Linked DNA regions of Homo sapiens: region 1 is linked to region 2. A link is an interaction called in ENCODE POLR2A ChIA-PET data of the cell type or tissue named here. Cell type or tissue: PC-3. All regions are shown on one strand.

The links. Peaks named below come from ENCODE experiments on the same cell type or tissue, not always from the same donor. Only the 100,000 strongest peaks of a DNase experiment are listed, where the experiment ranks them.
Region 1: POLR2A ChIA-PET joins it to region 2 with 5 read pairs; 2 of 35 experiments call an interaction of 5 or more read pairs at or near these places.

What each region holds. Positions count from the first base shown.
Region 1 is chr2:74,858,181-74,863,180 of GRCh38, forward strand. The region is part of intron 2 of HK2 (hexokinase 2); the gene reads left to right. Among named protein-coding and RNA genes, the nearest start is that of HK2, 27 kb to the left of the region's middle. In PC-3, no CTCF peak of the experiment used is centred here; no DNase peak of the experiment used is centred here.
Region 2 is chr2:74,557,913-74,562,912 of GRCh38, forward strand. It overlaps M1AP (meiosis 1 associated protein), which reads right to left. Exons shown (of 11, transcript NM_001321739.2): 8 at 4,305-4,511; 9 at 2,239-2,379; 10 at 1,786-1,797; 11 at 1-962. The coding sequence ends at 804. Among named protein-coding and RNA genes, the nearest start is that of DOK1, 5.7 kb to the left of the region's middle. In PC-3, no CTCF peak of the experiment used is centred here; a DNase peak (open chromatin) is centred at 2,819.

The sequences.
Region 1 (5,000 bases), 300 kb after region 2:
TCTTAAACATGATGAAGTTGGGTTTGTCTTCTATTCTTTAAGAAAGTTGCTAGTCAGAACCTGCTAAATGTTTTTCACTTTGCAGTTTGAAAGCCACTGCCTTAAATGATCCTTGGCCCAGTTTGATTCTAGATGAGCATTTCCTTTCTTGCTGGCACGAAATATGTAGTTTCAGGACAGTGTGGGGTGAGAGGTGAGAATCAGAATTATAGGTTCAAATGGGTTTGAATTCAAGCTGTGTGCTTCAGAGCGATTTATGATGTGATCCTCTATTTCCTCATTTGTGAAAAGGGGAAACTTCAGGGGGATCGGTTTTCTGAGAATTAAGGGAGAATCAGATATGTGACTTTCTCACATGTGTTACAAACACTCCTGCAGCCACAAACCACCACTGCAAAAGGCACTCTCATTGCCAAATTTACTAAGAAAAGGTGTGTAAGACTCCCAGGTTTTAATTTTGGAAGATTGGCATCAAGGGAGCAGGTGTGAGGGTTCATCCCCATCACCAGGGGCCCTGCATTTTGGAGTGAAGACCAGGCCCCAGCTCTTATACCAGCTCCAATTATCTAATTGTAATCAAAGTCCTATTAGAAAATGTGGAGAAACCAGAAAGTTTCAGGCCATTTATTTGTGGTGGAGGCCTCCCCATCACGGCTTATGGGCTCTTGTGTGAGAAGGCAGGGAATGTCAGTAGCCACTGAACCCCGTAGGGGTGAAATGTTCAAGGTAAATCGTGAAGTACCTGTGCTTCATAGGTTGTGTGGCCTACACAGTGTGAAGAAACACAGTTGGCATAATTAAAAGTGCAATAGACATAAACGGTCCAGGAATGTCTTACTCAATGACTGAATTTGGTGTCAGCCAGAATACATTAAAAATGGTCTCTATTTGTCGTTTTGCTTCTTTCCCAAACAGTTTTAAGAAGTTGAAAGAATTCTATAGTGGTCATCTATATTTTACTTGGTTTGCTTTATCAACCCCCCAATCCTTCTATCCATCAGTCCAGCTTGTTATAATTGATGCATTACAAAACATAAATTGCTGAGAAAGTATAGTAAATACTAATACTGAACTCTAGTTACTATGTATGCTGAAGTTTTAGGGTTCAGACGTATACTTACATAGTAACTAGAGTTCAATATTTGCTGTATTTTCTTGTGATGTAAGATCTAGATGAAGTGAAATAAATCTTAAGAGTATTATCTGATAAAAAAATAAATAGAAGGCCGGGCATGGTGTCTCATGCCTGCAATCCCAGCACTTTGGGAGGCTGAGGCGGGCAGATCACAAGGTCAGGAGATCGAGATCATCCTGGCTAACACGGTGAAACCCTGTCTCTACTAAAAATACAAAAAATTAGCCAGGCGTGGTGGCAGGCGGCTGAAGCAGGAAGAATGGTGTGAACCCGGGAGGCAGAGCATTCCAGCCTGGGCCACAGAGCGAGACTCCATCTCAAAAAAAAAGAGTATTATCTGATGAATTGACAAATACACCTGTTTAATACAACCTCCATCAGAAAAGGGAATGCTTATACACTGTTGGTGGGAATGTAAATAAGTACATCCTCTATGGAAAACAGTATGGAGATTTCTCAAAGAACTAAAAATAGAACTGCCATTCCATCCAGCAATCTCACTATTGAGTATCTACCCAAAGGAAAAGAAATCATACCAAAAAGATGCCTGCACTTGTATGTTTATCACAGCACCATTCACAATAGCAAAGATGTGGAGTCGATGCCCATCAATGGACAGATGATTGGATAAAGAAACTGTGGTATATATACATAATAGAATACTGTTCAGTCTTAAAATAGAATGAAATAATGTATTTTGCAGCATCATGGATGGAACTGGAGGCTGTTATTTTAAGTGAAACAGCTCCAAAACAGACAAATACCGCACGTTTTCACTTATAAGTGGGAGCTAAACAGTGTGTCCACATGGACATAGAAAGTGGAATGATAGACCATGGAGACTTGGAAGGGTGAGGGTAGGAGGGTGGGGGGCATGAGGGTAGGAGGGTGGGGGGTGGTGTGGATGATGAGAAATTACTTAACGGATGTAGTGGGTGTTGGATACACTAAAAGCCCTCACTTCACCATTGTGCAGTATATCCATGTAACAAAATTATGTTTGCACCTCATAAATTTAAACAACTAAAAAAAACCTCCATCAAGATACAGAACATTACCATCACCCCAGAAAGTTACCTTGAGCCCCTTCCCAGTCAATCCCTGTACCTGATCCCCCCAGAGGCAATCACATTCTACTATTTTCCACATATGTGAGTTTTGCCTGTTCCAGAACTTCACATATAAATCGACTCACACAGTATTTGTTTTTTATGCAAGTCTTTTTTTATTTGTCATAATGTGGGATTTATCTGTGTTGTGTCTATCAGTGTCTCGTTCCTTTTGGCTGCTGATTCCATGGTATGATTAGAATCTGATATGAATATTGATGGACACCCGGGCAGTTTCCAGTTTTTGGCTATTTGAGTAAAGCTGCTATGAACATTATTGCACAAGCCCTTTTGTGGACACGTTTTTAGTTCCTTGTATAAACAACTAGGAGTGGAATTACTGGGTCATTCATAGAATTTGGTATATGTTTAATTTTTAGAAACTGCCAGACATTTCCCCCAAATTGTTGAACCATTTATACTCCCACTAATAATGTATGAGAGCTCTGCCTGCTCCATATCCTCAATAGCATTTGTTGTCTGTATGTCCTTGTTTCTTTTTTTCAGTGGAGAGTTAATTAAAGAAAGCATTCATTTGCGTTTGCTAGGAAACACACCATCTTGACCTCTCTGTAGGCAGCCCTAATCTGTGCCACAACCCTGCGTGTGACTGTGGTACCAGCCCTAACGCAGTTCTGTCAGGGGCCCCACCACACACATAGGGGCCACACATAGGGGCCTGGCTTTCAGAGGACAGTTCCATTTTAAAAGGGAATGCAGGGGTCGGGCACGGTGGCTTACGCCTGTAATCCTAACACTTTGGGAGGCCAAGGTGGGTGGATCACTTGAGGTCAGGACCAGCCTGGCCAACATGTTGAAACCCCATCTCTACTAAAAATATAAAAAATTAGCCGGTTGTGGTGGCATGGACCTGTAATCCCAGCTACTGGGGGGCTGAGACACGAGAATCGCTTGAATCTGGGAGGCAGAGGTTGCAGTGAGCTGAGATCATGCTGCTGCACTCCAGCCTGGGCGACAGAGTGAGACTCCGAAAAAAAAAAAAAGGGAATGCAGGAAGAATTGATAGCATTTAATGAGCACCCATGGTGTCTGTACTAGGCCATTTACATAAATCTGTTTTACTCTCCACAAAAACTTTACAAGAGAGTCATTCTCACTTTAAAAATGAGGCAACCAAGGCTAAAAAAGGATTGATGGCTGCCAAGGTCACCTGTGGGCAGATGGTGACAGTTGGGATGTAAGCATAGATAGTCCTGACTCCACGGCCATAAGATTCACAGTTTACATTGGCTTGTACTGCTGAACCAAAGTTTCTAGGGAAAATCAGATGATTATCTTTTTAAATGGATCCTAAATACGAGTTGGCTTTGTATCATTCCAATAAGAAGCTCAAGTACAACCCAACTGAAAATGTGCCAGCCGCATGTTCTAACTTAGAAATGAAGTAACTGTGGTGCCTTTATCACCCTTGTCTTGGCAAGATCGTTTGGTTATAACTATGCCTTATGAGACAGAGTGAGGGTAAGGCAGTGTCAGATCGATCATTTGACTCTTCTTCACCTCGGAATTGTGAATTATGTTCACAGGTAAGTATACCTCCATCCTCTAGCCAGACTTAAACCCTCTAGAGAGCAGGGAACCATGATGCTGATGGTGACGGTGATGATGATGATGATAAAAATTGTAGACATCGTTAGTGCCAGGTACTGTGCTGAACGCTGTGTTTGAGCTATCTCATCATTTCTTACAGTCATCCAGTGGTAGGTACGCTGAACTTCACTTTACAGAAAAAGGCAATAGATTTGGAGCAATTAGGCAACTTGCCCAAAGTCACAGTGAGCAAGTGGCAGCATTGGGATTGGAACTTGGCCAGCCAAATTGCTAATGCCTGGGCTTTTAAGCACACCACCAGTGGCACATTGGTGCTGTGCTGCTAGCACAATGTGTGGATTCTTCTCTTACTAACCTAGGCCTAGCTGTTCAGCTCATTCAACAGTCCTCTCCGAGGCTTGGTCCTCTGTGCAGCAGCAGTGTGCTAAGCTGCCTCGTGCCCTTTAAAGAGTGAAAGTTGTGCTGGGGAGATAAGGCCCATGTAGACAAAACAATTAGAGATATCGGGCCATATAATGCAAGCACATGATGTGATAAAGGGAGACCGGGCTGGTGATACGTTGCATGGAAGCTGGTTAAACCTGAAGGAAGCCCTTATCTTGGTTGCTCTGCATTATATTAACAACTGTACAGCGGAGACATACATCCAGAGCTAGCACACAGCAAGTTAATTGGGGTACTTACGTAGTCCAGGCGATATAAATTGAAGATTGTACTGATAGATAGCCTCAGTACAGCAGATGGCACTTACATTGTCAGGCGTTGTGCCAAACGCCTTACACTTCCTTGCACTGAATCTTGACAAGGTGCGTGTGTGTATGTGTGCGTGTATATGTGTGTGTTTTCCTGTGTTCTTGTTCTGGGTTGTGGAGGGAGGTGCTGACTAGAAGGAGGTTATCGTTACCCTTTTAAAACAGATGATGAAATCTGAGTGTCAGATTTCTAATAAATTGCCCAAAGCCACATGGCTAATGCATGTTAGAGTGGGATTTGAACCCAGGTCTGCCTGCCTAAAAAGCTGAACATGCTCAGAGCTTACACAATATTGAAACATAATCATGTTTTAACCCTTTGAAGAGTGGTTTCACATCTGTGGGGCTAATTACACCTCTCTGTGACTGGCACGTATTTTGAGCTTAAGAAACACTTCCTGGGTAAAAAGAGCACCAGAGTGGTGCATTCCA
Region 2 (5,000 bases):
AGAGATGGCGGGGGGGTCTCACAGTGTTGCTCAGGCTGGTCTCGAACTCCTGGCCTCAAGTGATCATCCCACCTCAGCCTCTCAAAGTGTTGGGATTACAGGTGTGAGCCACTGCTCCCAGCCCAGAGTAAACATTTTATAAATGGTAGCTATTATTCTGTGGATGGAGGGAGCAACAGGAAGGTTGGTACATGTGGGGAGAGGGTAACAGGAAAGGAGTAGGTCTTTTTTTACACCATCCTCTCCCCTGTTCTGGGCAGCCCTCCCACCCCCCAGCACACACACTTTGCATGTAGGTACCAAGCACTTGTCTCTTTGGAGGCTGAAGCCTGGTGGTGTAGTGGGAAGGGCACAGGCTCTGAAATGAGGCTTGGATTTCAATCTTACTTGTCTTTTATGAGCTTTCAAAACCTCATCCTTGTTCCTGAGGTCCAGTTTACCAAAGGTGATCTGACCTCATCCACCTGCTTACACAGAGCTACAAGAAGAAATTCTGAGTTATGAATGCTCCTAACAATGGTAGAAGCTTACTGGGTGTTTAATCTTCACCTGTGTAAACAGTAGCAAATGATTCTAAAGAAAATGAAAGTCCTTGCTGGAGAAAGGACAGGCTCGGGTGTGTCGCTTCCAGACTTGAGGAGTGGGACAGCACTGAAACAGGACAGGAAGGCTGTTGTTTCCCAGTCAGCCCTCACTCACAGAGGCTCAGGCGGATAGAGAGCAAGTCTGACCACAGATAGCCATTATGTGAACCTGAGCATGGATATGGTTAAGCTGGGCAGCTGGGCTCTGGTGCTGGTGACTTAGGGCCTTGAGGGATCCTTCTCCCACTCTGAAGGCAGGAAGAAGGCATCTGAGGAAGATTTGCTGGCTGCTGGCATCTTGGAGGCTCTGCCTGGGACAGGAGTCATAGGCAGGGGGGCCACAGTAGCTCGAGCTCGGTTGGTCTGCAACTGCCCAGTCTGCAAAGAGAGCAACCAGAGCCTTCTCTGAAGATCAGAGTTTCTGAGCACCTATCCCATTCTCTGTTGGGCTTCCTGTCCTAACTCTTTCCTAAGTTCATTCCCTGGAGTGACAGCCTCAAGGCCGAGGACAGTGATCTGGAGTCCCTTAAGCCCAGCCTCCACAGTGCCTGTCTCCTTGCCTGGTGTCCTACCTCTGGCAGCTTGCCTAGCAGCTAACTTGTGGTAGCCTCTGCTCCTACCTCTGGTTTGGAAACGTCCTTCTGTAATTTTAGCTAAGACAAAATGAATTTTTTTTTTTTTTGACAGGATCTTGCTCTGTTACCCAAGCTGGAGTGCAGTGGCACAATCTTGGCTCACTGCAGCCTTGACCTCCTGGGCTCAAGCAATCCCCCGACCTTAGCCTCCCAAGTAGCTGGGACTACAGTGTGCACTACCACTCCTGGCTAATTTTTTTTGTATTTTTGTAGAGACGAGGTTTTGCCATGTTGCCCAGGCTGGTCTCAAACTCCTGAGCTCAAGCGATCCACCTGCCTCGGCCTTCCAAAGTGCCGGAATTATAGGCATAAGCCACCGTGCCCGGCCTAAAATGAGAATTTTTCTAAAGGCTGTGTTACTAAGAAACTGAGAAAAAGTTAATAAGGGCAAAAGGAAGCCCAAATATTATATAGAACACGGGTTTCATAAAAATATTTCTCTATCCTCAATCACTCTTCCCTCTTCAACCCCAACTGTCTTCAACCCCAGATAGTCATGGGAGTCCTCTCAAGTTACTAATCTTGGTCAGCCTCCTTTCCTCATCTGTAAATGAGCAAACACTTACCTTGCAGGGATGCTGTGAGGATTAAATGAGAAAAACATATAAGCAAGCACTTATCATAAAACCTGGCAAATGACTGGTGCTCTATAAATATTAATTTCCCATCCCTTGGGCATTTCTTTTCCCACCTTTCCTTCAGCCTTTTCTTTCACGAGGACTGTGGTTATAGTTCCTGTGTAGCCAGTTTGCTTAATGGGACAATGGTCTGTTTAATGAGCTATCATAAACACTACAATTAAAACACCTGAACATTATTATATGTAAATGCCCTAGCAAACAGGCCTCCCTACCCAGTAAGGGTTCTAATTTTCCCCTCCACCAGGGGTGGATCCTGGAGGAAGGCTACTCCCTTGGATGGGGGCGGTGTTGGGATGGGGGAGGAGGGTTTTCTAGGACTCTGGGCATGAAGGGGAGGGAGGGGAAGTAAGGAAGAGGAGGGAAGGAGGGGAGCGGTACCTTTCTCGGAGCTCGGCTCTCCCAGTGTGGGTGGAGCCGCCCCTGAGGCTTGGCATAGATGCTGCTCAGGTGTGAGTACAGGTGGCTTTGAACATGCAAGGGGTTGTAGGTGGGCTCCAGCTCCAGGCTGTCCAGCATGCTCTGAGGAAAAGAGAGGAGGGGCCTCACTAGGGAACTTAAGATCACAGAACACAAGATGTCAGGTAGCGATCCAGGAGTGTGAGGGGCTGGAGGAAGTGTGAAACCCCAGGGCTGCCATGAAGGCTGTGAAATAGATGCTGTCCCCCTGGGTGTTCTGGCCTGAGGTCCAGTGCTTGTGATGTAAGGGCCAGGCATGGATAGGAGAAGTAGGAACAACCCTAAGTGGTTAGGAACACTGAACACTCTGGCCCCAAGATGCATGTCCAGGGGTTCTGAGGGGGCCGGCGCACATGAATGCTACAAGGGATCCACTGTGAGCATGGAGGGAGGGTGTGTCAGTGGGCTACCCTGCAGGGCAGGGTGCTCACAGCCTGCAAGGCGAGTACATGGAGTTCTCAGCCTAGAGGTGAGCTGAGCTGAATGGAAAGGGAGGAGGGGATACAGGAGCACAACATTCCTGTGCAGTCAGGTTTTCCGGCCACAACATCCTGTGCCAGGAACCACTGGCCCCAAAGTGAGACACTGAGCAGGCCATGGCCACTTGTGCCCACCTCTCTCTGTGTCTCTGTGGCCGCCAAGCCAAGAGCACAATCCCAGGCCTTGTCCTTGCTGCATTTAAGCTAGCGAGCCAGCAGCGACGTGGTTCCAGTTCTCCCTACCCAGAGCCAGCCCTCCCACTCTTAGCCTGGGGAGACTAGCAGAGCAAATATAGAGAATCCAGATCCCAGGAAGAGGAAAAGGAGAAGGAGGAGAAACAGGTGGAGGAGGAGGGGAGGAGGAGGAGGAGGAGGAGGAGGAGAAGGAGAAGGAGGAGGAGGAGAAGGAGGAGGAGGAGAAGGAGGAGGAGGAGAAGGAGGAGGAGAAGGAGGAGGAGGAGAAGGAGGAGGAGGAGAAGGAGGAGGAGGAGAAGGAGGAGGAGGAGGAGAAGGAGGAGGAGGAGAAGGAGGAGGAGGAGGAGGAGGAGGAGGAGAAGAAGAAAAAGAAGGAGGTAAAAATGGCTTTCAGAGTTGTTTGCTCCTCTGCATCTGCATCTATCACATCTCATCTTGAAGCCCTTCCTATTTTGGGCACCTACATTGGCTGCCTTTTCTCAACAAACATAAATGAGCGCAAACACAGGTATACACATATGCACACGTGCAATGCAGACAGACCCCTAAGAACACACCAGCACACAGATGTGCACAGGCGCATCTACACCCACTGCCACCAATTTAGAGACCCAACCACAGACACACTCGGGCACAAAAACACACAAAGACACGAAAACCCATACAAAGGCTGATTTTTTGGGTCTCCTTTTATTCCCTTCTCCCTTCTTTTTTCTTCTGCTTTCCACTGTGTCTTCTTTCCTTTCCCTCCCAAAGTTCTGCTCTCCCTTGTCTAACTTCACAATCTCCTCTCTGGGGAGGAGGTGGGGGCAGGAGAACCAGTCTGCGCAAAGACAAAACCAAACCAAACAAGCGTCCAGTGCATCCCCAGGAGCTGGACCTGCTGGTGTTGTGGCTTCCTCCCCTGCCTCCCTGTGCCCTGGCCTGACATCAGGTTTCCACTCTGTGATGCTCCCTTTTCTCCTTCACAGCCACCCATTCCTCAGATTTCAGGTCCGTGTGCATGTCGTGTGTCCTCCAGGATGGCTCTAATTCCCAGTCATCACTGATGCCAATATCCCTTTTCTCTCCCAGTTTTTTGTTCTCAAACCTCATTTCCCTCCATTCTATTTCACTCCTTACCCTGCTGCCATAATCTAAGTGTTTACTTCCTTCTTCTGGCATAATTGCCTATCCTTGCTTTCTCTTCTTACTCTCTTACCACACTCCTTCAGCTCCGCATCCATTCCCTCATGGGCTCACTCCTCTCCCTCATCCCTTTCTCAAACTCCATTCGCTTCTAGATCTGTCCCATGAGATCTGGGCTCCACTTGCCTCCACATTCTTAAGGCTATCATCATGTGGGTCCTCAGGTAGCAGGGGGAAGGTGCTGGGCAGCATCAGTTCCCGCGTGGCCACCGCCTTTACCAGCAGTGTGAGGGAGTGTGACGGCATGATCACATAGAAGGTGCTGGCAGGAATTCTCTGGCTGTGTCCTGGGCCCGGTGGTTCCCCCTTGGCTAACAGCAGCCATTCCCTTTTCTGAAACAAGGACATACAGAAATACTGGTTCATCTTTAGTCTATGGCATGGTTTGAGGATCAGTCCCAATTGAAGTTTCCCTGACTTCCAGGGGTGCTGAGGAGGGCAGAGCCATTTAACTTCGGCCCTGGTAGGGAGGGACTTCCTGCATGAATCATCAATATCACAATGTACTACTCTTCCTCCCTGGTTTGAGATATGCCAGAGAGAGTATATAAAAGGGTCAACAATGGAGAGAAAAGTTAAGAAATTCCCTGTAACTTGAAGTAGGTGTTCATCCCAGAGGGGCCTACCACATTCAGCATACATGTGGACTTTTAAGAATTATAATTCTTAAAAACAGAGTCTTGAAGCCCATGGTGCGTGACTGTACCCGTAGCTACTCAGGAGGGTGAGGTGGGAGGATTCCTTGAGCCTAGCAGATCAAGGCTTCAGTGAGCCATGATTGTACCACTGCACTCCAGCCTGGGTGACAGAGTGAGACCCTCT